Regions from separate parts of the Mus musculus genome. Here all the other regions are linked to region 5. A link is a loop called in an ENCODE intact Hi-C map of the cell type or tissue named here. Cell type or tissue: heart. All regions are shown on one strand. Region 1 overlaps Ank3 (ankyrin 3, epithelial). Region 2 overlaps Ank3 (ankyrin 3, epithelial). Region 3 has its middle 9.2 kb from the start of Mrln. Region 4 overlaps Ank3 (ankyrin 3, epithelial). Region 5 overlaps Gm40687 (a long non-coding RNA gene). Region 6 holds the start of Slc16a9 (solute carrier family 16 (monocarboxylic acid transporters), member 9). Region 7 holds the start of Ccdc6 (coiled-coil domain containing 6).

Region 1 (4,000 bases), 410 kb before region 5:
ACTCACTGCTCAGTAGTCAGAGAGCAGGACCAGTAAATAATAACTCTGTTATGTTCCATTGACCTGGGGCCACAGTCAATTAAGCATCAACTTTTCTAATGGGACATTGATCTTCGGTATCGCGGCACATTGCTTGGGCCAGTGTTTATGTCCCGATGTCCCTGAAGCACTGCAAGCCAGAGACTTGTTATCAAAGACCAGTTATCTCAGTGACAGACTGGCTTATCTGCTAGGGGAACAATCCTCCACACAGTGCTTTCAACAGCTGAATTCTTTCCAGCACTAAGGGAGTAAACACAAAGCTCACTTCTGCCTCTTTTAAAGTAACAGGAAGGTCACAGGACTGCAGATCTTCCCCAGAAGCCCCACCCACTTCTGATCTTTCTCATTGGCTACTTTTGACGCAAGAGATGCTGGGAAATGTAGTTTTCAGTTGGGCACGGTTTTCTTTCAATAAAAGGAATACATACATCATCTACCATTTTCACCCCCGCAAGTGCAAGTTCAGATTCTGAATGCCAGTAGACAGAGTTTCATAGGGTGCCATTAACACCCCAGCTGCTCCCTCTATGCACACCCTTCTTCTTCACCCCCTTTTCAAAATCGCTGGTACCTTATACACTTCCTAGAAACATGATGCGCGACTTTAGGTGACTGGGATGCTAAAAAGTACATATGCTAAGGGATAATGGGATGCTAAGATCTATTTTTTACCTAATCTGCCTCCAGAGACAGGAAGCTATGCTAGAAAGAAGCCTGGCTTGGTTGCTGGCAGAATTGAGAGGCTAATTAGAAAGCAACACTTGAGCCTGTAGTAACTGGTCATACTTCTTACTTTACGTATCTGTGGGGTGGGGGCATGGTGGGGGACTATCAGTAGGGTTTTAAATACCATCTATTGCTTTTGATAATTGTTTGTAGTGTGACTCGCATAGGTTCACGTGACAGATATCGTCTTCAGCAAGAATCTCGGGAAGTGAGATTTGAGAGATGGTGTAGCAGTCAGGAGTATCTTGTACTCTTGCAGAGGACCTGGGCTCAATTCCCAGGACCCACATAATAGCTAACAACCATCTACAACTCCAGTTTCAGGGATCAATGCTCTTTTCTGCCCTCTGGGCACACAAGGCACATACATGGTACCCATACATGCAGGGAGACACTGATACACATAAAATAAAAACAAATACTTTGTTTTAGAGTGTGAGGCAGTAAAGATGTAAGATCATGCTTTGATTGGGCTGCAGAGATGCCTCAGTGGTTCAAAGTATACTGCTCTTACAGAGGCCAGAGTTTGGGTCCCAGCAACCACACCAGGAAGCTCAAAGCCCTCATAACTCAAGATCCAACAGATTTAAGAACAGCTTCTGGTCTTTGTGGGCACCTGCGCTCACACATACACATAATTAAAATATTTTTTGAGAAGATAAAAACACTTTAAAGGATTATTCTATAATTGGCTCTCCCTGGTTGGTTTATCAAATTAGTACATCTTCCTTGAGGAGAGATAGGAACCAAGCACACTTTTGCTTTCCTGAAAACAGAGTTTAGGAAGCTCCAGATAAATTCCTTGCCTCTTATTGAAAGGATTTCCTCGGAGTCTCTGAAATAATCTTGGTTCTCTTACCTTAGACTATAATTTGTCCCTCCGATGGAACCAGGATAAGCTTTAAAAGCTGTGAGTCTCAATCTGTGGATAGCGACCCCTGGTGGTCGCACATCAGATATCCTACACGTGAGATATTTATATTATGATTCCTAACAGTAGCAAAATTACAGCCACGAAGTAGCAGTGAAAATAATTTTATGGTTTTTGGGGGGGGGGGGTGTCACAACATGAGTAACAGTATCACAGGGTCTTAGTCTTGGGATAGTTGAGAACCATAAAGAATAATGTGTATCTTGTCTGGCATGACACACATTGTAGAGATGCTAGAGCATTTTAAATGGTTCCTTAGGGCCTAGAATTTGTGGGATACGTTAGAAGACAGCAGATTGTCACGTCTGAGAGGATAGCAAACCCTTTCCTGGTTGGGGACGGGAAGTGACTAACACATGGTCTTTTTCTTTTTTTTTTTCTTTTTTTTTTGTTTCCTTCTCTTCTCTCTCTTTCATTGATGCCTTTTGTTTTTGAGACGGGTCTCACCATGTAGCCCAGGCAGGCCTTGTCTTTCCAAATGCTGCACTTACACACGTGCAACGCCACACCTGGGCTCAGCTGAATAGTCCTTTATAAATGTAAAAAACAAAGACGATTCCTGGTAAGGACTTCTCTCATCTTTACCACCCACACTGTTAGAGTTAGGCATGTTGACTAATCCTGCTTCCTCTTTTTATGCTGCTTTGTGAACTTTCTCTTTTATGGAGGGATTGGTAGGTAGTGAACTGTCTCTTGCCCTCATGTCTTACACTGTAGCCTTGGGCCAAGTCCAGTGCTCCTCTGAACTACAGAGGCCTAAGTCCCTGAAGGGTGTGTCGGAGCATTTGGTCAGAGGGCCAAACGTTTCTCAGGGTAAGCTGGTGTTTCTACATGGCAATAGGTCAAGACTAAAAATAGGATTATAAAACCTCCTTCTGCCCTGACTTGGCGAGTCGGAGGAGTCTAGAGGTGACATTTCCACTCTTCACTTCCACTCGCTATGGTCAAGTTCGTGTCCGTATCACAGTGCAATCTTGACTTTCTTGTAGATGATAAAGTCCCAGAAGCACTTTCTCAGGTCAGACACTCAAGTCTTCCGAGGTCCAACTCATTAACAGGAGTCTCTGTCTATAGCAGAATATCAGGACCATCTGAGGGAAGGGTGGCTGAATATTCCGAGAGCATTGGAGCATCTAATTCTGACTGCAGAGTCTCCTTTCTTCCTTTAATCGATGCGTGCCTGTCACTTTGAAACACGCTATGAGGAGATAGCCTGTGCCCTAGATAGCTTCAAACTGTGGCAAGAAGAGACAACTATGTAAAGGAAAGAATGTCACTAAATGTCCAGTACTGGGGTTAAAGGGGTCAAAGACAAAGTGGTGGCTGGGTGTTGGAAAGTGAGAGGCAAAAAGAAGCAGCCGAGTTCCCTGAGGGCATGGCCCTTGAGTTGAGCTTTTGACTGCCTTGTGCTATCTTCGTAGGCAGGCTATGGGAAAGTGTTCTTGGTGGAATGAGTGAGGCAAGTCAGGGAAACCCAAAACAATAATCTCTCTCAATATCTGCAGGGCGATGGGTCTGGCTATCGACTACAGAGGGTCAGACAGACCATCAGGAATCAATGAGGAAAAAAAAAAAAAAACAATTCCCATGAAGATTAAAGATTGCAGCTTGCAGGCAGTACACGGTGTCTTCATTCTTTGTGGGCTGCTCTGACACCATATTGATAAGGAACAGGAGACTTCTCACTGTTCTGGAGGCTGGGAAGGCCACGATCGAGGAGTTCACATCCTGAAAGGGTCTTGTGTGTCATCCCATGGCAGACAGTGGAAGGACAAAGAGTGGCAGGGAGCTAAACTCGTCTTCTCAAAAGCTCATTCTCTCCATAACCCCCTCCCTCCACAGCCCCCTCCCTCCATCTCAGCTGTAAGAGCCTCTTGGGGGACAAACCCTCCTGCATCCTTACCATCACTTACAGGTCCCCATTCCCAACACCACTGATGGGGGAGGGGGTTCGGGTGGGAGGGTTTCCAGCACATGAAGACTGGGACACCTTTCAAATCAAAACAGACAGACAGTAAACTGATTTGAGGAATGGAGTTTTGAATGGCTCTGAGCATGCCCCCTTGATAACATATGGCTTACTCCTGAAGCCCCAGTTAAATGCGGTAATATTTATTGAGCACCTACTTTTATAGATGTCCTTTCCAGAAACCAGCAGCATGCCAACTCTGTTACTTTAAATTGCACTTTTCCCAACCCAGAACTGCACTAATGAGACTATTTGGTTTAGCAGTTTCTTTACTTCATCATGTTTTTCCGTATGGTGAAAGAGAGCCACAAGAAAGGGAGACGCACGGCATG
Region 2 (4,000 bases), 640 kb before region 5:
GCGTCTAAGTGGCACTTGGCTGCCAGGTACTTGCTGGCTTCCATTCCACCTTTTAAAAAGATGTTCTTATTGAGGTTGCCCACAGCAACAGCAGGAGGGTCTGATCTCTTTCCTCTAGGTAATACCCCCTCCCCACCCCACCCCGCCCCAAACAACCTTTTGGGTTGGGTCTGCCTTCAAAAACCTGTCTTGCCAATGCTGCTTGAGAGACTTAGTCAGCTGCAAGGTCTGCAATGCAGAGCAAGCAAAGAGAGGGGAGGGAGGGAGGAAGGGAGGGAGGGAGGGAGGGAGGGAGAGTGAGTGGGTGGGGAGGGGGAGTGTCAACAATTGCATTTTGATAAAGCTGTCACTGAGTGTCCTTTTCAACTGACAATTGTTGCCAGAAAGTCTCGGAATCCGTCTTCAATCTGGGACTCCTAGGACTCCGCAGTAATCCCAGGAATAGACAGACAGGCTCGTGGCTTTTGTGAAAAATACCAGGTGCTCCCAGATGGGTGCTAACCTAGTCCCAGTGAGGCTGTTCTGGCCCTGGTGAGGAATGTGGCCACGGGGCATGATGGAGCCTGCTCTGAGAGATGATTTTTTTTTAACCCATTGGATGCACATATTCCATTCTGATAGATGAGATAGTTTTCTGCTTGAAAAGAGATGTTTCCTATTCTGTTCTTTAAGAAAGAAGGTGTGTGTGTGTGTGTGTGTGTGTGTGTTGGGGGTGCCTTTAAAAAACTGGCCTTTTTTTATGGCTGCAAAGTAGAAAAACTCTTTACATTTTAAAACTCCACATGAATAACCAAGTATAGGAAGGATTAGGGAATAAAGACACCAAGCCCCTGGGTTTACTGTGTTCTCAGAGTGGGTGCTCAGCAGGTCCCAGGCTGCCTGGCCGTCCCTTGCTGTTGCTCCCCTGAACAGAGGTTGTCCTTTTGAGAGAGTAAGTGGCTCCTGGAGACCAACACTGCTGATAAATACCAATGATTGCATTTCGTACTCTGAACATACAGCCCATCCTGTGTCTCTGAGTCCTCTTCCAGCCAGTGAGACACCAGAGAGCTGCTGTCTGTCTTCAGTGGCCGTGTTCTGTTCCCGATTAATGTGCTGGTGGCAGACCCAGGAGACAAGACTGACCCTCTCTTGGGTTCCTGTAGAAACTTCCCTCATGACTCAGTTGAGCTAAAAAGGCAGAATTACTATGGTCCCCTGTTGAGGGGACCTTGCATCTGGGGGTTACGCAGAAGTTCCTGCCTGAGGGGGAACTACAGAGATTTGGGGATCCCTGCTGGTGTGATGTACAAATAGGAATTTTAGTTTCAATTTGTCAGTGAGGACTTAGGAATGGTTCTATGATGGAGTGAGCTTTATTTATTTTATGCACGTAAGCACACAGTTGCTATCTTCAGCCACACCAGAAGAGGGCATCAAATCCCACTACAGATGGTTATGAGCCACCATGTGGTTGCTGGGAGTTGAACTCAGGACCTCTGGAAGGACAGTCAATGTTCTTAACCACTGAACCATCTCTCCAGCCCCTCCCCTGGAGAGATCCCTGCTGTCAACTGAAGTACTTACTAGAACCTTATAGGTCCCAAGCACTGTGTTCTGACTTTTCTTAAATGTAAGCGTTTCAGATGCATCTTTTTCTTATGACTCAAAGTATTAATAAGCTGGATCTTCCGACCTGCCGCAGAATCAAAGCTTGTCACAGGATAAAGCCAGCTCTGGAACATGGCCAGGTGTCTTCCTTTTACAGTTACATGGTTATGATGATGGCAGACACTCATTTTTAAAACAGATAAAATACAAAACCGTGTATGCTTATGTACATGTTTGTACACACCTCCAAAGCTTCAGAAATCTAATTTATGGCCATAAAAATGAGCAATGTGGGATTTCTGCAGAGCAGCTATTTGATTGACGGAAACAACACGAAATTAGGACTTTCAAGGGCTCCGTGGATGCCCACGACCTTTAGTTGTTTACTTTTCAAAATTATGTTACACTAAGCCTCATAAAGAAAATCCAAGACTACTTTTCATAGCATGCTCGAAGAATCAAAGGAACAACCGCTCCCCCTAGTGGCCAATGGTAAATTAGCAACAAAAAGAAATTGCATTAAAATTCCAAACACAGAGGAAAACCGTTCACTCCAGAGGAAGCGCAATCTAAGGGTAGGCACTGGGATACCGACTTTGTGCCTCTGTGTATTTCCAAGCAGTTCTTGGCCAAGCTGCTTCTCCTTTTTCTGTTGGAAGTGTGACGCACAAGTTTGTGGTTGGTTTAAAGGCATTTGGATTTTTTGCATGTAGCAAGGGTGCATATTTTTGTTATGATTCTTTGACACAGAGTCTTGGAACAAAACAAACAGATGTGAATACTCTCCTTAATTTATGATAAAAAGCCTAGGTCCAACAGAGAAAGTGCCATTGTGTTCTCCAGTTATCGCTGTGGTGTACCTGAGACACTCAATCAGTAGGAGGAGGTGACGTCAGCTTCACAGCTCTCCAGAGTCCAGCCTGCAGTCACTGTTCTGGCATTTGAAGCCTGGATGGGGTGGCACCTCGTATTGGGGTTTATTGCAAAGCAGATCCACTCCCCTCATCCCAAGAGTCAAAAGAGAGTAATTGCCACAATCCATTGCCAGGACACATTCCTGAGTACCTGAGATACCCCCCCCCCCTTGTGCTCTGTGTCCTAAAGGTCTGAAGTAGCCCCAGCTACTGTTACCCCAGGGTCCAAGCCTACTCATACGGACTGTGCACATCCAAACTAGGGAAGCTTGTAAAGGCTTTGTTTTGAACTGTGTGCACGCATGTGTGTGTTTTCATTCATCTTGTGCTGATGTGTGTGCTTGCATGGGCATGCTAGAAACCAACCTTTAGTGCTGTATTCTATGGGAATCTTCCATCTTGATTTCTGGGGTGTGGTTTCATACTGACCTAGGGCTCACAGATGACTGCCTCTACTGACAGGCAAACTCTGCTCCAGGGATTTACCCTCTCTGCTTCTCTGGGGCTGGCTAGGTGCTTAAATCATGTGGTAGCCCCCTTTACCTGGGTTCTGGGGACCCAAGCTTTTATAAGAAGCACTTCACTGATAGAGCCATCTTCCCAGCCCCTCCTGCGGTTGTTTTAGGTTCCTTTTTCTTTTCTTTTCTTTTCTTTTCTTTTCTTTTCTTTTCTTTTCTCTTCTCTTCTCTTCTCTTCTCTTCTCTTCTCTTCTCTTCTCTTCTTTTCTTTTCTTTTAAAGTACATACAATGTCAATGGCAACTATCTGGGACATTTTTCTATTAAAATGTGTTTATTGCTTAAAATGGCAAACTCAGCTCTAGAAAGTCATTGCAAGTTGAAACTTTCTAATTAATACGGTTTTAGACACATCTCTGAAGATTTTTTTCCGAATGAGAATAAACCAGTGGCCACAAAGGACAGGAAAAGAGAGTAAATCTCACATGATAGAGAAAGCAAAAGTGGGCATATCGTCATACATGCTTAGAGTTTTGAAGCTTACCAAATACAGTTCAGAGCTAGCAAGTCATTGGCCATGCACTTTTGCAAACACTAGGGGGCAGTGTTACAGACAGCAGGGAGACTGGACTGGACAGGAATTTAGATTTCTTGCTGCACTTACAAATGGGTACTGACACTTATGGGCTGTTTATATACGTCAGTTCCCACTATTTTCAGCATTCTGTTAAGAACTGAACATCCTTTAATAGGAGTTCTGTCCAGGGAATTGCTGGGGGGGGGGGGGGAGGAAGAAGGGGAGGAGGCAGAGAGGCATGGGAAGAGAGAGGAGAGAGAGAAAGGGAGGGAGGGAGAGGGAGAAAGAGAGGGAGAGGGAGAGAGGGAAGAGAGAAGAGAGAAGAGAGGGGGAGGGAATGCCAGATACAGGAATTCGGGCCACATTGCACAATTCTACCTTTTAACAGAGAGCCAGAGGGAGAAGCTCCATTTATTCTGTATGAATTCAGAGTACTGCTGTGTGTTGCGGAACCCACGCGTT
Region 3 (4,000 bases), 100 kb before region 5:
CGTGCATGCGGTAGCCAGAAGAGGGCATTGGGTCTCTCACACCTGCAATTACACGTGGTTGTGAGTTATCATGTGGATGCTGGGAATTGAACCCGGGTCCACTGGCTACCCACCCTGATGTTGAACTTGTAATTGAACTGTGTTTTCAAATTCAAACAGTTAAACCCAAGGGGTTATAAAATGGAAGCTACACTCCCAAAATGTCTCACGTGGACCAATATGCACTGGCACATGCCATAGGACATTTCAGGGATGATGATGAGTCCCAGAGGATTACAGTGACCTTGGCAGCAAGGCTGTCATGAAATGCTGTAGTTGGTCATGTACGTAGCCTGGTATGGATCAGTCTTTGACATCAACCTTGTGTAAACATCACTCATCATTTGTACGTAGTAATTGGTAAATTTTAAAATGTATTCCTACTTATTGAAAAGTTTACCCTTGGGCTAGTAAAATTTCCCAGAGAGTAAATGTGTCTGCTGCAGGCCTGACAACCTGAGTTTGAACCCTTGGACTTGTGATAGGAGAGAGCCAACTCCTGCAGGCGTCCTCTGACCTCCGCAGCCCTTCAGTACATACATACACAAAATCAATAAAAGGTAATGCAATTATTCACTTAAGACAGCTTGCATCGCAGCAGCGGCTACCTTGATACAACTCATGTCTGCATTGCTTCAGTAGGTCAGGAAAATAATATGTGGGATGATCTGTGTAGGGATATTTGGGGTCAGTGTCCATGTGTTGGGTGTGTGGCGTTTTGGTAAGGCTGCGGTTGGCAGGACACAGGAGTGGAATCCTTTAAGGAATATGGTCTTCAGGAATTCCTGATAACCATTTCAGTGAGTCAAGTCGTTTAAATCCACCCTGCCCCCCCCCCCATTTTTTTAAATGCGAGAATTTGCCTTGGGTCAGAGAAGACTTCTAAAGGAATTGACCTTTAGGCAGGGTTCAGAACAGGTGGTTGGAGTCTCCGTCCCAATTTCACGAGTTGGATGGGGGAGGGGCTCCAAGGAGTGGTCAGTGGCAGAAAGGAAGTCTGCCCAGGGCAAGCGAGTTGGCTGCTTATGTGGTGTGTACCCAGTGGGAATTCCCAAGGGAGACTTTAGTCAAGCTTCAGGATTGCCCTACCTGCCGACGACGCTGCAGAGCCACCTGGTCCTTTGACCCGTTGGAGAAAGGTGACCCTGGACAGAAGGTTTCTTCATCCACATCCAGGTTCTCTGTGTTTCCAGAGTCCTGTGAGGTGGCAATGCTTCGTGAGGGATTCCGGCGAATGACACCATAAAAAGTCAGATAGTTGGGGTGTCGGGTAGCCATCAATCATCCCCTGACTTGGCCTGGAGCATTGATGGAGAATTAGAAGGCATTTTTCTTCTTTTTTTCTTCCTTTTTTTTTTTTTTTTTTTTTTTTTAAAGAGACGGGTCTCGCTATGTTGTCCCCCAGAGGCTGGATTGCAGGGACTATTCACAGGCACGATCCCACTACTGATCAGTACAGGAGTTTTGACCCGCTCTGTTTCCTACCTGGGCCGGTTCTTTCTCTCTCTCTTTCTCTCTCTCTCTCTCTCTCTCTCTCTCTCTCTCTCTCTCTCTCTCTCTCTCACACACACACACACACACACACACACACGCCTTAGACCACCTGGTGGTCTCCCGCTCCCAGGACGTCGCCATATTGATGCTAAACTTAGTTCGGACACCCAATCTGCATAGCGCACTACTGCCCAGAACTTCAGGACTTGAGATCCTCTTGTCTCAGCCTCTCAAGTAGCTGGGATTACAGGCGTGCGCCACCACGCCCTGCTGCATTTTTTAATTCAAATAATAAGACAAACCAAAACAAAAAAAGACTCCTGGTCTCTTTAGAAAGAGTTACACACTGGAAGGCTGTGCGGTCATCCCCGACTTTGTGCCCGATCCTCTTCCGAGCCCCTCTGTTCAGCACTGTAGTCGCTAAAGCACAGACCTGCAGGCTTCTGAGTTTGTGAGCTATTTGGAGAGGGCATGTGATAAATACCGGAAGCCCAGCACAGCTAGTTCTTGTGTTTGCTCACAGAAAACAGGAACAGAAGTTCAAAGTCTGGCTTGGAGAGAGGCATATACCAGAAGTTCCCGTACTGGTACAGATAATAAGAAAAATGTACCCTGGGGACCTTGATAAATGAACCTCAAGTTACAAAGTAGGACCAGTGTTCCTGGGTTCTGTTAGCTGTTCTATGGGCTGCAGCCCCTTCAGAGGTCAGCAACCCTTTCATAGGGGTTGCCTAAAACCATCAGAAAGTACAGGTCACCACATCATGAACTGAATTTAAGTGTTTTAGCACTAGCAAGGTTGAAAACCACTGGTCTAATGTGTTCCATGTGTCTACAAGATGGGGTCTCTTGGTTTAGAAGGCTGAACGGAGACGAGTCCAGCTCTATAGAAATCCTAACTCCAGCTTGTTTAAAAGTCCTGGTTCTCCAGAGTTTCCTGGTGCATACCTTTAATCCCAGCACTAGAGGGAGGCAGTGACAAAAGGATCATCTGTGAGTTCCAGGCCAGCCAGGGCTGTGCAGGGAGACACCCCACCCCCACCCCCATCTCCGTGTTACCTCTGTAAGAACAGCCCTGATTTGTATGGCCTGCCAGTTTCTTCTGTGTAATTCAGGAGAGACTTCAAGCTGCACGTTCCATCGTTTTATTTACCGTGTGGCTGCCTACGCTATCAATATCCTGGTGAACAGGAGAAGAGACAGACGCTGGGGACGTAGTTTAGGGGTAGAGCACTTATCTAGCGTGCCCACAGCCTTGGGTTCTCCCCACACCCCCAAACCAGAAGTGGTGGTGCTTGCCTGCAGTTCCAGCACTAGAAGGTGAGACGGGCAAGAAGGTCAGTACTTGGTGTATGAAAGGCCAGCCTGGAATAGAGGAGACGCCGTCTCAAAGAAAATAAAAGAATAAATTTTTTAAAAAGTGTTGTGTTTGAGGATCATCTTCATTTTGTATGTGATTTTTGTCCTTTAATTTTTAAAGATTTATTTATTTTATGTATATGAGTACACTGTAGCTCTACAGATGGTTATGAACCATCATGTGGTTGCTGGGAATTGAATTCAGGACCTCTGCTCACTCCGGTCAACCCCACTTGCTCAGGTCTAAAGATTTATTAATTATTACATCTAAGTACGCTCACTGTAGCTGTCTTCAGACACACACTAGAAGAGGGCATCAGATCCTATTATAGATAGCCATGAGCCACCATGTGGTTGCTGGGATTTGAACTCAGGACCTTTGGAAGAGCACTCACTGCTCTTAACCGCTGAGCCATCTCTCCAGCCCCATATAATTTCGTTTTTAAGTGTCTGTGTTCTACAACCAGATCACTGTGTTCCTGGATGTCAGCTGTTGGCTCTCATGAGCTTTGCCCAGAACATCTGGCCTGAGGTCAGTAGAGGCTCCACTGTCCAGCAAGCATGTCCGTCTCTTGGCCCACCGTCCACATGTGACCGCAGGAGCCTGAGAAAGGCCCTGAGTGCAGCCCAATAGAAAAAATCTTAAAACTTCTTTGAGCTTGATGTTTTTGCATCTGGGGGAGTGGCTGGTTGGTTTGTGTCTTCACCGTGCTGTTCTCAAGCATAAACTTCACAGATGACCGAGGGACACCGTGGTGTTACGAAGTCTGGACATGCAGTAACCCTTGGTGCTTGGTGATTCTCTCTGGACACTGCCAGGTGGAGGCAGTGGTTTATGTGGGAAGCTCACATCACCCAAGCACAGCTCCGGGCCAGGAGCAAGCCAGAAATGAAAGTGACAGGCGACACACAGCAAACTGGCACTCCCTTGGGAGTCTCAGGACCCTGTGGGAAATGTCTCTCTCAGGTACAGTTCCAGAAACATGTGATCTTAGCCATTTCATGAGCAAAATAAACCCCACAAGAAAACAAGTCTGGGTGAGATGCAGGGTGAGGGGTCGGCCCTCTGATGTTGTGGCTCTGAGGTACACTTGGTGTCCTGCTGGCT
Region 4 (4,000 bases), 430 kb before region 5:
TATTTGCCTGTCCATACACCGGGCCCTCAGTTTGTGCTAATTTAAAATATTAAAACTCTGATTATCCATCCCCACCACTGTGTAAGATTTGAAGGATAAGCCTGCCCGCCCTTTCCAAATCCCGCAGTCTAGGGGAACCTCATGTCAGCTCACAAAACCAAATGTGCATCTCTCTCCTTGTTTCCATGTTTAACAGTGACAAGGGCAACTTAAAATTGGTCATAGCAAGGAGCCTACACACCCTAGGCGTTGAGCTCTGGGGTGCCCTGAGAGCTTTGTCATTTCAGAGGGCTGGTTGTTAAACCTCATTCAGCATGCTCACGTACAGGTGTGCATGTGCCCAGGATCCCTCGGGGAGCCTGAAGCTCATTCCTAAAGCCGGGCTGGGTGGCCAGCAAGCTCCAGAGAGCTTCTCACCTGTCCTTACAATGCCTTGGCAGGCACGTGCTGCCGCGCCTGGCTTTTTATGTGGGGATCAAACTCAGGTCCTGAAGATTGTGTGGCACACATTTTGCAAATTCCACCACATCCCTGGCCCACCCACCAAACAGACCTTTCTGATTGTCTGTCTTACCTGTGCTCACCATGTCTTTAAGTCAGCGTCATCTGGGCAGGGTTCATTCCCCATCGGTGCTCCTTACACCATTTAGAGAGAACCTCTCTGCTGCTGTTGGTACATGCTTGCTACCTGGCTTTCGTTGATAGAATGAACGTCAGAACGTTTTCTTGTTCAGCCCAAGTTCTTAGATTAGTACACAGCACTTATGAAGACACTAGATAATCTGTACTGAGAGAGAAGTCACAGATTGTTGTAAGCCTAGCTTTAAGGCAATCTGTCTGATCCCTTAAGCCTTTTTTATATTGCTGAGCTAAGAAAGCCTATCACTCCGGAAGCCATCCTTCAGTCACCATATCCAATATGAGCCCTTTCCGTTGGGCCACTTGAATTTTTTGTCTTCGTCTCTCTGTCATTCCCTGTGACACTGAGTTAGTTTTCCAGCCATACATCATTATTCTATACATCATTCGTGAGTGTTCTAGTTTCCACTTTCCTGCTGTGATAGAATATTCTGACCAAAAGCCATTTGGAGAGGAAAAGGTTTATTTGGCTTACACTTCTAGGTCATCCGCTTGCTTGCTATCTCAGGCCTATGTGTACCTAGCTTCCTCATACCACTCAGGCCCACTTGCCTAGGGAATGGTGCCACCCACAGAGGGCTGGGCCTTCCTATGTCAGTTGCCAATCAATACAATCACCTGTAGACATGCCCGCAGGCTAAGATGATTTGGACAGTCCTACAGTTGAGAATTCGTGCTTGGGCAACTCTAGGTATATCAAATTGATTGTTAAGTCTCATTAGGATGGAGCCTCTTTTTGTTTTTGACAATGTTTCCCACTGGCAGGCTCCGAGAAGTCCTGTGTTCTCTGAGATTTGTTTACTTTGCACTTCCTCTAAGACTACAGGAAAACATAAAGCAAAGGAGGATTTGGTGGAAGTGAGGGAGGATCTGTGTGGGGCAGTGTCAGATGGGAAATGCCCCAGCCCTTGGCGACACCTTTAGTGTCTCCTTTGGTTCAGGATAATAGAGGAGAATGCTTGAGGCAGGAACATTCCAACTCCCCAATGGCTGCCCAAGTGTTTAAATTCATCTCAATATTTATTACGCTTATATCCCCTTTTCTATCTGCATAACTCCGCTAGGCAGTATAGGAAAATACTATCATAAATCTCTTGCCTTTAAGGAATATGGGTATCTGAAATATGTAGCCATTTGTGGTAGTGAGATGGCTGAGTGATTTCACATTGCTTTGTCTATGAATGTTTCCTCTCATGCCACAATAAATGTAGGGGGGATAGCTGGTCTTGGAAAAGTCAGGTGTTCCTGGATCCCCTGGGCACACGTCCCAACATTTTTTGAAAACAGAATTTGTTGTTATCATAGAGGAAACGGCTTATTTGGCTTATTTAATGTGCTAAATTATACTATTGGTAATTTAGACCTCCCTTGTGGTAAATGAGCCTGCTGAGACTCTCTGGGCTCTCCCACTTTGCTTCCATACGTAACAGAAGCTCGAAAGGACTCACGTTAGCCTGCTTGGCCTTGATTCACGTATCCAACCACTGAGGGGTGACTGCCATTCTTCACAATTTTCCCTTCAGTGCTGGAGATGGACCCTGAGGGCTCCTATATTCATTTCTTCTCTGAGATCTTGAAATAAATCTTCAATCTTCATGCTGCCCGTGACTATTATTAAGCCAGGATGATTTAAGCTGCGGACTCTTCACTGGGTCAGTGGCTTCCTTTTACTTGCTGACGCATGGGGGCGCCAGACTTCTAGAAATGGATGAAGGTTTCCCTGCCACAGGGTAGTCTTGTTTCTGAAGCTCGGTAATGTTCTGCAAGGGCAAAAAAACAGCAAGAGTCCAGTGATTAGGAGTTGGCTTTCACTATTTTTTTTCTTGCATTTTTAAATGATAAATCCTACTGGGAATATAGTAACTTCTGGCCCCTGGTACAAACCATATAAGTTTTAAACTGGGGAAAGAAACTACCCTGGACTATTTTTTTTTCTTTAACACAAGAAAGAAAAGTTTTCTTTTTAAAGCAGGAGCCGTTCAAAAGGATTGTCAGTGCCTTTTAAAATCGTAAGGTATTTCCAAATGAAGCATCAGAGTTTTTAACATGTTCCTGTTTGTTCTGTTATTTGCCTCATTTGAGCTAAAAAGAAAAAAAAAAACAAAAAAAACAAAAAAACAAAAACAATGAGTCCTCTTCCCCTTCCGTGTTCCAGAATGGATTGTCGCCACTGCACATGGCCACACAAGGAGACCATTTAAACTGCGTCCAACTCCTCCTCCAGCACAACGTGCCCGTGGACGACGTCACCAACGACTACCTGACTGCCCTCCATGTGGCTGCCCACTGCGGCCATTACAAAGTTGCCAAGGTTCTTTTGGATAAGAAAGCTAGCCCCAATGCCAAAGCCCTGGTGAGTAGTCCTGCCATCCAACCCAAGCGAGGGTCTTGCCAGCGGCACATGATGCATCGCGTGTGGAGGGATTGCTCTTCCAGAGACAAAGACGGAATGCCCATTAAATCACTGTACTTTGTTAATCTTTCCAAATGTCCTTGGGAGTAGACAAAGCCTCCTGTGCTGGTGGGAATAAAGCTGACAGTGCAAAACGGCTGGTTCTTCAGGGCCCCACTCAGGTTCCTCTTACCTGAGAGAGAGCCTGACATTAAACGGTTATAAAAAAGACCGACCTGAACAGCTTCATTCACCTCACTGCGGTAATGTTATGATTCCTCCAGTTAGAGGGGTTTTGTTGTTTTCTTTCTGACGTATAGAATCTTGAAGCAAACTAGACATGACTGCCAGCCCTTGTAAGGCTGAGTCAGGAGGATTACTATGAGTTCAAAATCAGCCTGATCTACAGAAGGAGACTTTCTTTCAGATAAAAATAATGATAATGTACATATGTATGAATGATATGTATGTATGTACATATATATTATACATTTATACATGCATGTGTATATGTGTGTGTGTATGTATGTATACACACATATACATACATATATACATTATACATACATGCATATAAACAGACAGCTGGGCATAATGTCAAGAGCAGGAGAGCTCTGAGTTTGAGGCCAGCCAGGTCTGGCTAGTCCCAGGCTAGCCAGAGCTACATAGTGAGACCCTGTCTTAAAAAATAATAATACTATTTGTCCAAGAATTTGTGAGCTTAAATGATATTAACCTTTGTTGTTGTTTTGTTTTTTAATAAGACAATGCTTGCTATTGTTAAAGTAAATAACCCTTAGTACGGTTGAAATAAATAATCCCTAGTAAAGTGTTGACATTTCATTCAGAGTAAGCCCAGGCACTCAGAGAAAGAACGAAAATGCCCAGTCCCGGGGAAGACGTTGATTGACTAGTGATTTTGAGGTATAGGTTGACTCCAGCCAACCCTTCCTGGCAGGCTTCTGCTTC
Region 5 (4,000 bases):
TTCAGTTTGTCATCAGGACCTTAGGAGAAGGGGTAGACGCTGTTGGTGTCTCTTCCAGGGCAGGGATTGTGGCAATACATACACATACTTATGCATTTTGGTTTTGGGGATGATATAGACGAAAACTAAAGGAATGGTTGCGTCTTGTAGGAGAAATCTTACCCTTCATTTTCTTCTGACCATTTGAATATTTCTTTAAAATTATTTATTTATTTTATGTACGTGAGCATACTCTTGCTGTCCTCAGACACACCAAAAGAGGGCATCGGATCCCATCGTAGACAGCTGTGAGCCACCCTGTGGTTGCTGGGAATTGAACTCAGGACCTTTGGAAGAGCAGTCTGTGCTCTTAACCACTGAGCCATCTCTCCAGCCCCTTGAATATTCTTCACAGGTGCATATGGATCTCATATAGGAGAAAATGTTAAAGGTGCTGATTGTGTAGGTGGGAGTCAGGGAGAGAAGTCGGAGCGGCTCTTGGTTTACAACATTACAGCAGCATGTTATGTTGCTTGCCAGATAAAATCTAGGATGCTCAATTATAATTTAATTGTCAGATAAAAAGTTCATGTGTGTGTGTGTGTGTGTGTGTGTGTGTGTGTGTGTGTGAAAATGAGCTTTGGGATCCTCGTTACCGTTTCTGCATTCTGTAGCCTAACCTGAAGGTGTTGCTGCTGGTGGGGAACCCGAGGACCAGGACACTCATCTCAGTATTCCTTGGAGAAAGCCATTCTGAATTTGAGAGGTTAGCAGAGTCCAGGAGTCCAAGGTGCCAGGCAGAGGCTGGGACTGGAGGTGGGCTTTGTGTGGAGTCCCAGAATGCAGTGTGCACTCCAGGGGTGTCCTGTGTAGTCTGAGGGAGGGTGCCAAGGGCACTGAAACTGTTAGGCTACCAAATCATTTCTCTCAGGAATCTCATCCCAGCAAGGAAAAGCTGACGACTCCCTCTGCAGCAGCCTCGGAGGTTAAGGAAGGCGTCCCAAGCAAGAGCCTGACATTTATCTTCAGGGCTCTGCTGCTACCACCAAGAATGTCAACCTCAGCAGGGCATGGTGGCGCATGCCTTTAATTCCAGCACTTGGGAGTTAAGGCAGGCAGATTTCTGAGTTCGAGGCCAGCCTGGTCTACAAAGTGAGCTCCAGGACAGCCAGGGCTATACAGAGAAACCCTGTCTTGAACCCCCCCCCCCCAATAAAAAGAATGTCAACCTCTTTGGGGTCCAGGACATTGTGGGCACCTTGGAATGGGCACAGGGAACCAAGAGGCCCCCAGCCTAACTGGATAGGACTTCAGGCAGGCAGTCGGGACACGGGAGCCGAGGGACTAAAGACTCTATTTTTCCTCAGTGGACCAGAAGCACTTCAGTATTTCTCAAGCACCATTGAATGGCAGCATCTGAAGAAGGTACATGTACCAAATATACAGCGAGACATTTTCTTAGAAGAAAAGAAACAGGAGAAATTAATTTTGCTGTTTCATCTTGCTTGAGAGGCACAAAATGCTAAACATGTAATCAGTATATGACTAATTAATGAGATTGATGATTAATGAGAGACTTTGACTTTTTAAAAGTCTATCTCAAAATCCAGAGAGCACAGAGAGGCCACATGTGGTGACCCCTCCCCACAGGCCTATGAGGAAGGCTCGCTCCCTCCCTCCCTCCCTCCCTCCCTCCCTTCCCAGCTTTCTGGGGATTTGGTGCCCCGCCCCCCAACTCCCGCCCCACCCCCACTCCTCTGTCAACCTTCCCAGCCTTTAACGTGTGCAGGTTGTGCCAAAATCATATTAGCTGGCTCAGCTCCCGGTGCAATTATATTAGTTACCTGGCCTGTTAGCCCTGCCTTGGCCATGGAAGCTGAGCCTTACCCCTCTTTAAAGCTTCCTTGAAGACTCAGGCATAGTTTACTTGCACCCTTGAGCTCCTGAACACAGGCGCCATTGGGTTCCTGAGGATAGGTGGAGATGCGTAGTGAGCTGAGGCCTTACCCAGGCCTCTTTTCGAGCCACCTGAGATGGGGGCTTCTTTGCCTTCGGTCTTCTCCATAGGGCGAGCCCTGCATGCATAAGAGTTATTCCCTGTACTCTTGCGCCACCTTGTGGTACTTGTGAAAAATCCGAAAATGGCCTCCCGCATCTAGGTCTCACCTAGCAGAACAGCCTGGAAGGACCAGCTGGCTTTTGTAATCGCCTTTAGTCTGAGAGGAAATGAGATTTGTTACTGAATATGCACCGTCTCCTAGGGGTCGAGCTGCCTGCGGAGAGTTCAGTCGCTGTAGTGACTACAGCCGGAACAAAGAGGAAGCATAAATTCCAGGCTGCTCCTCTGTCGTTTAGACAGAATCCTGTCCTAAGCCTAAATGTATGTGGTCTGTCCATTGGAGTTAGCTCTGGCCATGACCAGTCCAAAACAAACAAGCAACAAAAATAAGCAAATATGTAAAGATAATAAAGTCTGATAAGGCTGGTTGCAGCCTACTATGCTTGACAATACAATAATATTGTCTTATTCCAAGCCTTATATGCTTGGAAATCCCTGTATCAAGGAAGGAGTGTGAGGGCTAGGGAGATGGCTCAGTCAGTCAAGTACTTGCCTTGCAGCTGGGGGGCCTGAGTTTGAACCACAGAACTCACACAGGGGATCGGTGTCCCAACTCTGGGTTGGTTTAGACAAGCCGATTCCACTGGCTGGCCAGCCACTCTAGTTTACTTGGTGAGTTCCGGGCCAAGGAGAGACCTGTCTCTGAAGACAAGGTGGATGGATGGCGCTTGTGTAATGACACCCCAAGTTTTCCTCTGGCTTCTATGCATGGGGACAACGTGTGAACACACAGAAGGTTCCTCAATCATGTTCCAACAAGGGACAGGAACAGTGGTTTTCATCAACAGAGCTGGGCAACACATGCCCCCTCCTTCTCCCTCAATGATTTTTCTGTATGCTGCACACCCCTGTCCCCTGAGTCATAAGCCACCTGCAATTTCAGACTGGAAATAAAATCAGCCCCAGACCCTGACTTTGCCGGGTCTTGCAGGAGAGATGACCCCATGAAGCTGAGTCTGCTCTTTGCTTCAAGTTTTTACTGAGGCTTATGGCTGCCAGAGCAGAAGTTTCCCCATGGCCACGGTGGCTTTGGGAGGCCTTGCTAAATAGAGTACCTCAGAAATACAAAGTCCTTCCCACCCGGTGGCCCCAGCACTTAGAGTTCCTAAGTGTATTTTTCATTTCCGTTAAGGCATCAAAAGCCTTTAAAGTCCAATTTTGTAGGGAAACAATTTAAGCTTTTACCTGACATCCCAACCTTAGCATAAAAGTTCTCATTATGTGGGTTCTATGGGAGATGTTCATCAATGGGAGCCAGTGACGGAATTTGGTCCTTTCTCCGCGAGGGTGTGTCAGCGTGAGGCACTTCAGGAGGTCGGATGTCTGTGCACCATCTGTAGCTTTACACATCTATACGTCTACACACGTACGTATGTCTGAGGGGCAGAGGCTAGAGGTTTATGGGAAGAAGGTATTGAGCTTCTGAACAGTACCTAAGATCTTCTGTTAGTCCTGGCATCAGGAGAGAAGTTGGGAGCTGAGATGTCTAACTCAGGACTTGCAAGTTCCCATCCTGGTGCGGGAGCAGACTCGGAGGCAGCCTCAGCCAGTGAGTCACAGAACTCAACACTGGCAAGTAAGGCATCCTCACAGAGGACACTGGAACGGGTGGAGATGGGGCAGGGTGGATGGCCCGGCAGTTAAGACCACTTGCCGCTCTTCTCAGAGGACCCAGGGTTGGTTCCCAGCACCCATGTGACCATTCACAACCATCTGACCTAGGCTGGGTGGTCTCTGTTGTACTAAGCTGAATGATGGGGTGAAGGTATGGCTGTGGCCAGGTCAGGGAGTGGGGGAGAAGCAGATCTGTTTTAAATTGTGTCCTCTTAACCTATACTAGAAAGCCTTTCCCAAGACCTGTTTCATGACCCTATGTAGAAAGATACTCATCTATCTCCCGGG
Region 6 (4,000 bases), 52 kb before region 5:
CCATTGCTTGAGTCTAGCCCTCAGGGTTCTGTTTCACAGTAAAGCAGGAACCTTGCCGTTGCATAAGGACACTCCTTCATTCTGTATGGACGGGCATGAACTGGCCTGAGTAGACAGGCCCCTCCCACTTACTGTTAAGAGACACTGGGAGCAGAAGGGAACAAACAGCCTGTGCTGATTTCACACAGCTGAGGATGCAAATAGGCAGGGTTTCCCAAACAGTTTCACAGACAGTAACTTGTTTGATCTGCACGTGAGGGCATCCGCATGTACTCTGGCAGCTGGAATCTATGCAGATCAAGGAAAGCTTTCCAAAGTACCTGTTCCTGAAGCACAGAGGGGGAGATGAGATAGGTTTTCAGGCAGCTGTAGATACCGTGAGTGAACACAAGTCATCCGTTCTAAATGAGACCACCATCGGGAGTGGATACAGAGCCCCTTTCTTCTTCACAAACACATTTTTAGGATGCTGACAGCTTTTCCTTTCTTTTTCCTCCCATAAGGTTTTTGTTTGTTTGGATACTACCTGCCTTCCATGGGCACTGTTTTGTTATTGTTTTTAATTGGTAGTGTTTCTTTTCAGATGAGGTCTCTGTAGCCCAGGCTAGCCTAAAATTCATTATGTAGCCCAGGATGGACCTGAACTCCCAGCGATCTGCCTCTTCAATTGGGTATAGGTGTGAATCACCACAGTGGGCTACTGTTACTATTAAGTATTTTTCTGATTTTTCTTCCACTTTGAGTGTGTGTGTGTGTGTGTGTGTCTGTGTGTGTGTTTCTCAGCAACAGTCCACCTTGGTTTTGAAGAGAGGGTCTCTAAGTGAGACCCGGAGCTTTCTAATAAGGGTAGCCTCTACCTCTTTGGTGCTATGGTTTTGACAGCAGCTGCAGTCATGCTTAGTTATACTTGGGTGCTGGGGGTGGCAAGTAAGCTCTCTCCGGGGACAAGAATAATATGTTTGAGAGGACTTCTCCATAACCTGAATAGAAAGGGGGTGTTGGAGAGAAGCGCTAAAGCCACTTCTCAGGGTGGTGGGCATGGCCAGATTCCGTACCTTTTCTGACTTCTCAACCCTCCCCCACTCTCCACGATGCAGGCAAGATTCTGAAAATATCATAGATAAGGAAATAAGCTGAAAAGACCTAGGTGGCTCAACTCTTAACTTTGCAGGAGGTAGTCCTTGCCGCCTAAGAACGCAGGCTTTGCGTGGTATGAAGGGAATTCTCACGCTGTTAGATAGACATAGTTCTCTTCAAGAATTCAACAGACAGAAAGTTAATGGGGCAGAGGGTGAGCACACGCCACATTGCAGACATATCCCTGGAGCGAACGGTGTCCACACATTCGTTAGCCCCTGGAACCCTAAAGTTTTCTGCAGTGGGCTTCGGTGACAGCGCAGAGAGCCATGCATGGTAGGTAGCTCCAGCGTGAGTTGCTTTGCACCACAGCTAGTGACAGCCTGGTTCTACTTCAAGACACCTGACGGTCTTCACATAACTTCTCCCTCCCTCTTCGACCTCCTGGACACCCGCCTTTCCCGCGGAGTTGTCCCAAAGGAAAGCCCTTGGCATCTTATACTCCCTACTGCCAAAGAGTACCAACTTCACAAAGTTCTAGGTTTCTAGTTCGCTTTCCTCTGGGATCTCTGCCCACGAGTACAGCTCTGGCCAGGAGGCTCCCAGCGACCCAGGGAAGCCAGGGAGAGCAGGCGACCCTTGTATTCAGTTCCACACAGGCTCCTCGCAAATGCACACGGTGCTTGGCGGGGGGTATGCGGGAGAGCTTCGGGAGACCAAGGGGACTCGGGTCCGGCCCTCCCCCCACTCCTAGCCGGGCCTTAAGCTACGGGTGTAGACGCAGCGCCCCTACCGCCGGCTTTTCCACCGCCTCCATCTCCTCCTCCTCCGCCTCCTCTTCCTTCCCCCAGCGGGCGTGCAGTCTCAGCCGGTTCAGACTGGCCAGGGTGCCCCTGCAGAGGAGATCTGAGAGTGGGACCACCCCGGGAGTGACTTCCCGGGGTGGGCGGTGGGGGTGGGGAAGGTGGAGCCGGCCGGGCGGGCTGCACTCCATGTGTCCCGAGGGCAGAGGGCGGCGGCCGTATATTGCGCGCAGCGGGACTGCTCGCCCAGCGCAGGGCCCGGATCAGCAGCTGCGGCCGGAGCTGCGCCCGCGGCCCCAGCCGAGGCCGGGACTCAGGTAAAAACCCCAGGAACTGGGAAGGTCCCGGCGGGAGCTGTCCCCTCACCCTGCAAACTGCACCGAAAGGAGGCGGTGCTGTCACCCGCGGGTGCACAGCTACCGGCCGGCTTCTGGTCTGCCCGGGCTGAAAGCGTCCTGAGAGCGCCGCGGAGCACTCTGCACCCTCTTCTAGAAAGAGTAACTGCCTCTGCAAAAATACTCGTAGGGTTGCCTTTTGCAGGGAGAATGGGGGAGATGAGAGCTCGGATGTCACCAGATGAGTCTCCTGGGATACCTTCTACGTGTGACCCAAGTGGGTCCTCACTTCCCAGAAGGCCGCTCCCGAGGAGGTGGGCTCAGGTGCTGGGGAGAATCCAGGCTGGGGCGCATAGGTTTGGTAAACTGCAAGGACAGCAGCTCACGTTGCGGGCAGATCCTGCTGGGTTCCGGGCAGGGCAGCACCCGGGCTGCGCTACAGGGTGTAGGAGCCTAACGGCCAGGCGGCTCCTCCGCCACCTGAACAAAACTTAGAAGGATTTTGGTGCGCATGCCTCAGCTCTGGTTCGCCTAGGGAACCCTTCTTTGGTTTTAGCCATGCACAGAGGCTTCAGGGGAAACAGCAAGCCATGGAACTTGACCATCAATCAGGTCGGGATTTTACTTCGTTCTTGGAATGTCAGGTCTATGCAGCACAAATGATCCGGAAAGTTTAGGCAGTGTTTACACTACAGATATTATTTACATATTATTTATGTTGATATCTTACTTGCCTCATTGGGCCCATCTGATGGGCTACAGCTCAGTGGTAATAGTTAGACATCTTGACTTGCCCAGATTGGCATGTTCACCTAGAGCAGAGCAGAGCAGAGCAGAGGCCACTCAGATACTCTTAGGCAACAGACGGAGTGAGCTAGGTTGGAGAAAGAAAGGGTGTGCCGATTGGTTACAGCCTCCGTTAAACACTTTGTGAGCGCAGAGAGTAGTGTCGGTACCCATTAACCACCCTCGACTAGCAAATAGAAATTAGACAATAAAATCTTTTCACCTGCCAACTGGCAATAACTTGTATATTCAGCACCGCCGATGTCCGAAGAGCAGGTTTCCTTGCTTCCCATCCTTCTGTGTTTGGGTAAGTGGAGAGACAGGGATCCTACTCGTCTCTAATGAAGGTTCTATAGAAAGGGCCAGGGGCGTGGTAAGATGGCAAAGAGTGACATTAGGAACTCTGGACTGGATTTTTAAATTTTTTTTCTTTCTTTTCTCTCTCTCTTTCTTTCTTTCTTTCTTTCTTTCTTTCTTTCTTTCTTTCTTTCTTTCTTTCCTCCTCCTCCTCCTCCTCCTCCTCCTCCTCCTCCTCCTCCTCCTCCTCAGGGTCGTGGTAAGATGGCAAAGAGTGAAATTAGGAACTCTGGACTGGATTTTTTTCTTTTCTTTTCTTTTCTTTTCTTTTCTTTTCTTCCTTTCTTCCTACCTTCCTTCCTTCCTTCCTTCCTCCCTCCCTCCCTCCCTCCCTTCCTTCCTTCCTTCCTCCCTCCCTTCCTTTCTTTCCTCCTCCTCCTCCTCCTCCTCCTCCTCCTCCTCCTCCTCCTCCTCCTCCTCCTCCTCCTCCTCTTCTTCTTCTTCTTCTTCTTCTTCTTCTTCTTCTTCTTCTTCTGTTTTTTGTTTTGTTTTGTTTTGCTTTTTGAGACAGGGTTTCTCTGCGTAGTCCTGGCTGTCCTGGAACTCAATTTGTAAACCAGACTGGCCTCAAACTCAGAAATCCACCTGCCTCTGCCTCCCAAGTGTTGGGATCAAAGACGTGCGCCACCACTGTTCGGCAGT
Region 7 (4,000 bases), 200 kb before region 5:
TGTTTCCATTGTAATGCTATTACAGAACCAGCGTCGTGACAAATCGTCTGTTTATGAGGGGAATCAGTTCTACAAGAAGTAGAAAATTAGGTAAGCTTCTGTTCTGCAGTAACAATAAAAACCAGGATGGGGGAGAAGAATCCTCCAATTTATTCTCATCTGTATCAGCAGGGAAGCTTGAGAAGATGAGAATTTTCTCCTAATATCTTCTCAAGCCGATGATTAACTACAGATACCATGCCAAAACTGTAGTTCCCCTAAGGAAGACCAAGATGTTCTCAAGCTTAGCCTGACACGGGCCCTTTAAGAAAACCAGGCACTTCAAACTCCACCCCTCTGCCGACTGGAAGCCTGCAGGTCGGCTTCCCAAGGCAGTAAGTTTTAGGGATAAACCGGAGAGAGCTAGTCCCCACCCCTCACTCCCGAGAGAATGCTCCAAGGGCTGTAAGCCCTCCAAACCCCGCAATCTGGAGGTGGGGTGAGAAAAGAACAATAGAAACTTGTGAAGTATGGAAGCCACGCCCACCCCAGACTGCCCTGAATAAAGCGGAAAGAATGCAGTTAAACCCCAGTCCCGGGCAGTGCTCCCCTTACCCCATCCATCTCACCCCGCGAGCTGCTTTTCCAGAAGCGTCCTGTAACCGAAGGAGCCGAGTGTCTCCTGTCCCAGACCCAACATGGCAAAAGTCAAGGAGCCAAGTAAACTTCAGTGACAAAGTGGCTCCCTCAGCAGAGGATTATTTACACTGGTGCTCTGCTGCTGGAGAGCAAAGCCAAAGGCTCTCCTGCACTCCCCTGGATTTTTAACTTTTATTGTTACATTTTGCTTCACCGACTGTGTTCCTAGCTCTAAACTCAAGCCTACCTAGGAGACGTCTTGGGGGGTGGGAGGGCTCACCGAAGTTAGCATGTCTGGGTTGTTGACTAGAGGCAGCCATCTTGGTAAACCTGAGGTCAAGGTTTCACCCCTGGCAGGTTAAGAGTTATTCCGAGGTGAGACCAGTTCCTATTTAGCAGTGGGGACGAAACATGTCTAACCACTGGATCCAATTTGGTTTAAAGACAAGGTTATGAGCCAGGAAAGCCATGTAGTCATGGCTAAGCGCTTTATAAAACTATAAAACAGTTGACAGCCAGAAAACACTTTTCATCCCGCACCCCTTTATTTTGCATTTTGTTTCCATGAGTTTGTTCTTCCGTCGACTAAACTTGGATAATAAAGCCCGCCTGGTTAGTTTCACTTTCCATTTTTTCCCCCAGAAACGAAAGCTGTTTTGTATCAGGAGGTGAAGTGTTTAGACCCTTCTCACCTGCTAGGCCTGTTTCCTACAAGCAAGCTCTCCTAAGAGGGAGGGGCCTAACAGTATTTGAATTTCTGATTCTTTGAAGCTGGGCTCTCTACAGTAGTAATTACGGTTTTATTTTTTAGCTCCTGGAGTTTTGTAGGAGTTGGAGAGCAGCGGATAATAATGGTTATACAGTTCCCCTCACTTAATCGTGGTTATTTGTTTAGCATTGTGCCTGCAGTTACTTTGGAAAATTGGTACTTGAAGTTTGTTTCAACCCTTCTGAGATTAAAAAAAAAAAAAAATTAAATAAAGCTCCCGTTTCTTTAACTAGACAAATCTTGGTTTCTTAATCCTATCCCCGTGACCGGTGCAGAGTCTTTGCAGGAGGTAAAGAGAAAAAGGTGGGTGGCGCCTGGTTCAAACAACTGGACGCACCGGGGCCTTGTGGCAAGCTAGGCTAACCTGTGGCTGCCGACATGCCACAACACAGACAGACACACAGAGAGGGAGAGAAATAGATACACAGACACACAGACAGACACACAGATACTCTTCTTTTTCGACCCACTGCAGTGCAACTTTCTGTTCCCAGCCCCAAGCGCGGTCTGCACGGGGCACCCTGGGGGAGATCCACGCGCGCCGGCGCCGATCCAAGGTGCCAGGCTCCAGCTGAGCGGGGGTGGGAGGGTGGGGTGGCCCAAGGAGCCCGGCTGCCCCTCCCACGTGTCCCGGCACCTGCGGGGCTGGCGCTGCGTGGGGTCCGCCTTTCTCCGGAAGAGGCGGCGCGGCGCGGCGGTGTATGTGTGTGTGTTGGGGGGCTGGGGCCCGGGGACGCAGGGGACCCTCCGGGGCGGGAGCACGTGCGCGGGGAGGCGGCGGGGGCTCGAGCGTCTGTGTGCAGCTGCTAGGAGAGCGCTGGGGCTGGGGCTTTGCGGGGACGGCCCCGCGGAGCGCGCCAGAGTCCCGGCGCTGCAGTACTGCCCGAGTCCGGGCGGGGTCTCTGTTCCCTGGCGGAGCAGCTCGCGCGGCCGCGGGAAGCGCCCTCTCTTTCTCCGCCGCCGCCGCCGCGCGTCTGCGCCCTGCCGCCCGCCCGCGCCGCGCTCTGAGCTCCCCCGCTCCCCAGCTCCCCCGCCGCCGCCGCGCGCCCGGCCCCGCGCCCACTCGCCGCGCGCCCACTCGCCGCGCGCCCGGCCCTCGGCGCCCGGCTCCCCGCGCCCACTCGCCCAGCCATGGCGGACAGCGCGAGCGAGAGCGACACGGACGCGGCGGGCGGCGGCCCGGCAGCCATGCAGTCGTCCTGCTCGGCGACCTCGGGCGGCAGCGGCGGGGGCGGCGGCGGGAAGTCGGGGGGCATTGTCATCTCGCCGTTCCGCCTGGAGGAGCTCACCAACCGCCTGGCCTCGCTGCAGCAGGAGAACAAGGTGCTCAAGATAGAGCTGGAGACCTACAAACTCAAGTGCAAGGCGCTGCAGGAGGAGAACCGCGACCTGCGCAAAGCCAGCGTGACCATCGTGAGTGCACCCCGCGGACCAGGGGGGACCCCCGAGTGCGCGCCCCCGTGCGGGGTTGCGGGCCTGCGGGCACAGAGAGCGGGCCTTGGGGCCACGAGCGCCCTCCCTCCCTTGAGGTGTTGGAGGTGCCTAGGGAGACTCCCCAACGTCCCCTCGTCGCCTAGGGTGGAGGTCCCTCCGAGCCAGGGCTAGAGGCTGGCGGCGTGGCTGGGGGGGGGGCGGGGTGGGACTTTCTCAACCCTAGGGTGCCTGAAGGCTCCGAATAGAGGGACACCCTCTCCGGAGCCCCCGTGAGTGGACGAAGCTGGGGTCTGTCCAGGGGTTAGTTGGGGAGACGGGGTGTGCCACTGGGCTGGGTCCCCAGTTGGCAGGAGGACGGCGCTTTGCTGGATCGCCGGCGCTGGGGGAGGGAGAGAGTGGCCCGGAATCCGGGAAGTGGAGTTTTCTGGCCAGGATGGAAAGGGAAGGGCGGGCACTGAGGCTACACCAGCACCCCGTTCGGAATCACTGTCCTTTTGGGCCCGGAGGGTGGGCGGGTACAGAGTAGTGGGGAGTGTAACGTCTGGCGCTGGCTGGGACAGGGTTGGAGCTTGAAACCAGGATGGAGGGTGGCCGCTGGGACTGCCTGGCTGAGCAAGGATGTACGTGCGTCTCCTTCATTGGTTCGAGAGTCTTAGGAGTACTTGCCTGTGAGTCTAGGTACTTGACGGGAACACAGGCCATCTGTTCTGTTTCTACCTGGCCCCTCGAGGCTCCCCTGGAAGAGGGTAAGATTAGTCTGAGATCAGCCTCCTGGTGTAGCCGAGTGGAAAGGCCCCCGTAGCGGTGATGAGGCGAAACGTAACTAGAAAAAGTACGCGTTGTGCTCTCACCTCCCATCCTTGCCAACTCTACATCATTAACATGCAGAATCCCCCACAGACAACCCTATTCAGATCAAAACAGTTTCCCAGCCAGCAGCACGGAAAGAAAATGTCAAGGAATCAAGGAGGATAAATTGCCAGAGCCGCTTGCACACAGCTGATTAGATGAAACCCTTCCAGTGGAGAAAAAGAGATTTGGTGGTGGGTCAGGGATCATATCCTGGAGACGAGAACGGGACAAATTTAAGCTGCCCTTGTGCCAAGAAAAAGTGATATGTGTGTGTGTGTGTGCCCTGTGGCTTCTATATGGCTGCCTTGGTTTGTGTAGCTAGCCGGT

The links. Peaks named below come from ENCODE experiments on the same cell type or tissue, not always from the same donor. Only the 100,000 strongest peaks of a DNase experiment are listed, where the experiment ranks them.
Region 1: it touches region 5 in a loop (4-fold over the local background); 17 of 42 quality-filtered maps call a loop at or near these places.
Region 2: it touches region 5 in a loop (5-fold over the local background); 18 of 42 quality-filtered maps call a loop at or near these places.
Region 3: it touches region 5 in a loop (6-fold over the local background); 24 of 42 quality-filtered maps call a loop at or near these places.
Region 4: it touches region 5 in a loop (10-fold over the local background); 27 of 42 quality-filtered maps call a loop at or near these places.
Region 6: it touches region 5 in a loop (2.2-fold over the local background); 8 of 42 quality-filtered maps call a loop at or near these places.
Region 7: a loop joins it to region 5, with 4 times the contacts of the local background. A loop is called at or near these places in 7 of 42 quality-filtered maps.

The regions. Positions count from the first base shown.
Region 1 is chr10:69,888,276-69,892,275 of GRCm38, forward strand. The region is part of intron 16 of Ank3 (ankyrin 3, epithelial); the gene reads left to right. Among named protein-coding and RNA genes, the nearest start is that of Gm33416, 24 kb to the left of the region's middle. In heart, CTCF peaks have their summits at 310, 1,711 (motif pointing left) and 1,911; a DNase peak (open chromatin) is centred at 356; H3K4me3 peaks cover 398 bases; H3K27ac peaks cover 752 bases.
Region 2 is chr10:69,652,959-69,656,958 of GRCm38, forward strand. All of the region lies in intron 1 of Ank3 (ankyrin 3, epithelial), which reads left to right. Among named protein-coding and RNA genes, the nearest start is that of Gm33464, 92 kb to the left of the region's middle. In heart, CTCF peaks have their summits at 2,092 (motif pointing left) and 3,550 (motif pointing right); no DNase peak of the experiment used is centred here; H3K4me3 peaks cover 487 bases; H3K27ac peaks cover 1,369 bases.
Region 3 is chr10:70,193,461-70,197,460 of GRCm38, forward strand. No RefSeq gene overlaps it. Among named protein-coding and RNA genes, the nearest start is that of Mrln, 9.2 kb to the right of the region's middle. In heart, a CTCF peak has its summit at 2,488 (motif pointing right); DNase peaks (open chromatin) are centred at 2,041 and 3,411; H3K27ac peaks cover 406 bases.
Region 4 is chr10:69,868,208-69,872,207 of GRCm38, forward strand. It overlaps Ank3 (ankyrin 3, epithelial), which reads left to right. Exons shown (of 43, transcript NM_146005.3): 10 at 2,795-2,992. Among named protein-coding and RNA genes, the nearest start is that of Gm33416, 3.8 kb to the left of the region's middle. In heart, no CTCF peak of the experiment used is centred here; DNase peaks (open chromatin) are centred at 2,324 and 2,974; H3K27ac peaks cover 302 bases.
Region 5 is chr10:70,294,908-70,298,907 of GRCm38, forward strand. The region is part of intron 2 of Gm40687 (a long non-coding RNA gene); the gene reads left to right. Among named protein-coding and RNA genes, the nearest start is that of Gm33704, 3.5 kb to the left of the region's middle. In heart, a CTCF peak has its summit at 2,108 (motif pointing left); a DNase peak (open chromatin) is centred at 2,084; H3K4me3 peaks cover 382 bases.
Region 6 is chr10:70,243,182-70,247,181 of GRCm38, forward strand. Slc16a9 (solute carrier family 16 (monocarboxylic acid transporters), member 9) reads left to right here and starts at 2,095. Exons shown (of 6, transcript NM_025807.3): 1 at 2,095-2,197. In heart, a CTCF peak has its summit at 1,868; a DNase peak (open chromatin) is centred at 1,940; H3K4me3 peaks cover 2,189 bases; H3K27ac peaks cover 1,367 bases; H3K27me3 peaks cover 896 bases.
Region 7 is chr10:70,094,782-70,098,781 of GRCm38, forward strand. It overlaps Ccdc6 (coiled-coil domain containing 6), which reads left to right and starts at 2,340. Exons shown (of 9, transcript NM_001111121.1): 1 at 2,340-2,800. The coding sequence starts at 2,519. Gm51771 (a long non-coding RNA gene) reads right to left here. Exons shown (of 3, transcript XR_003948903.1): 3 at 1-69. In heart, CTCF peaks have their summits at 366 and 2,255; DNase peaks (open chromatin) are centred at 450, 2,140, 2,790 and 3,360; H3K4me3 peaks cover 4,000 bases; H3K27ac peaks cover 3,923 bases.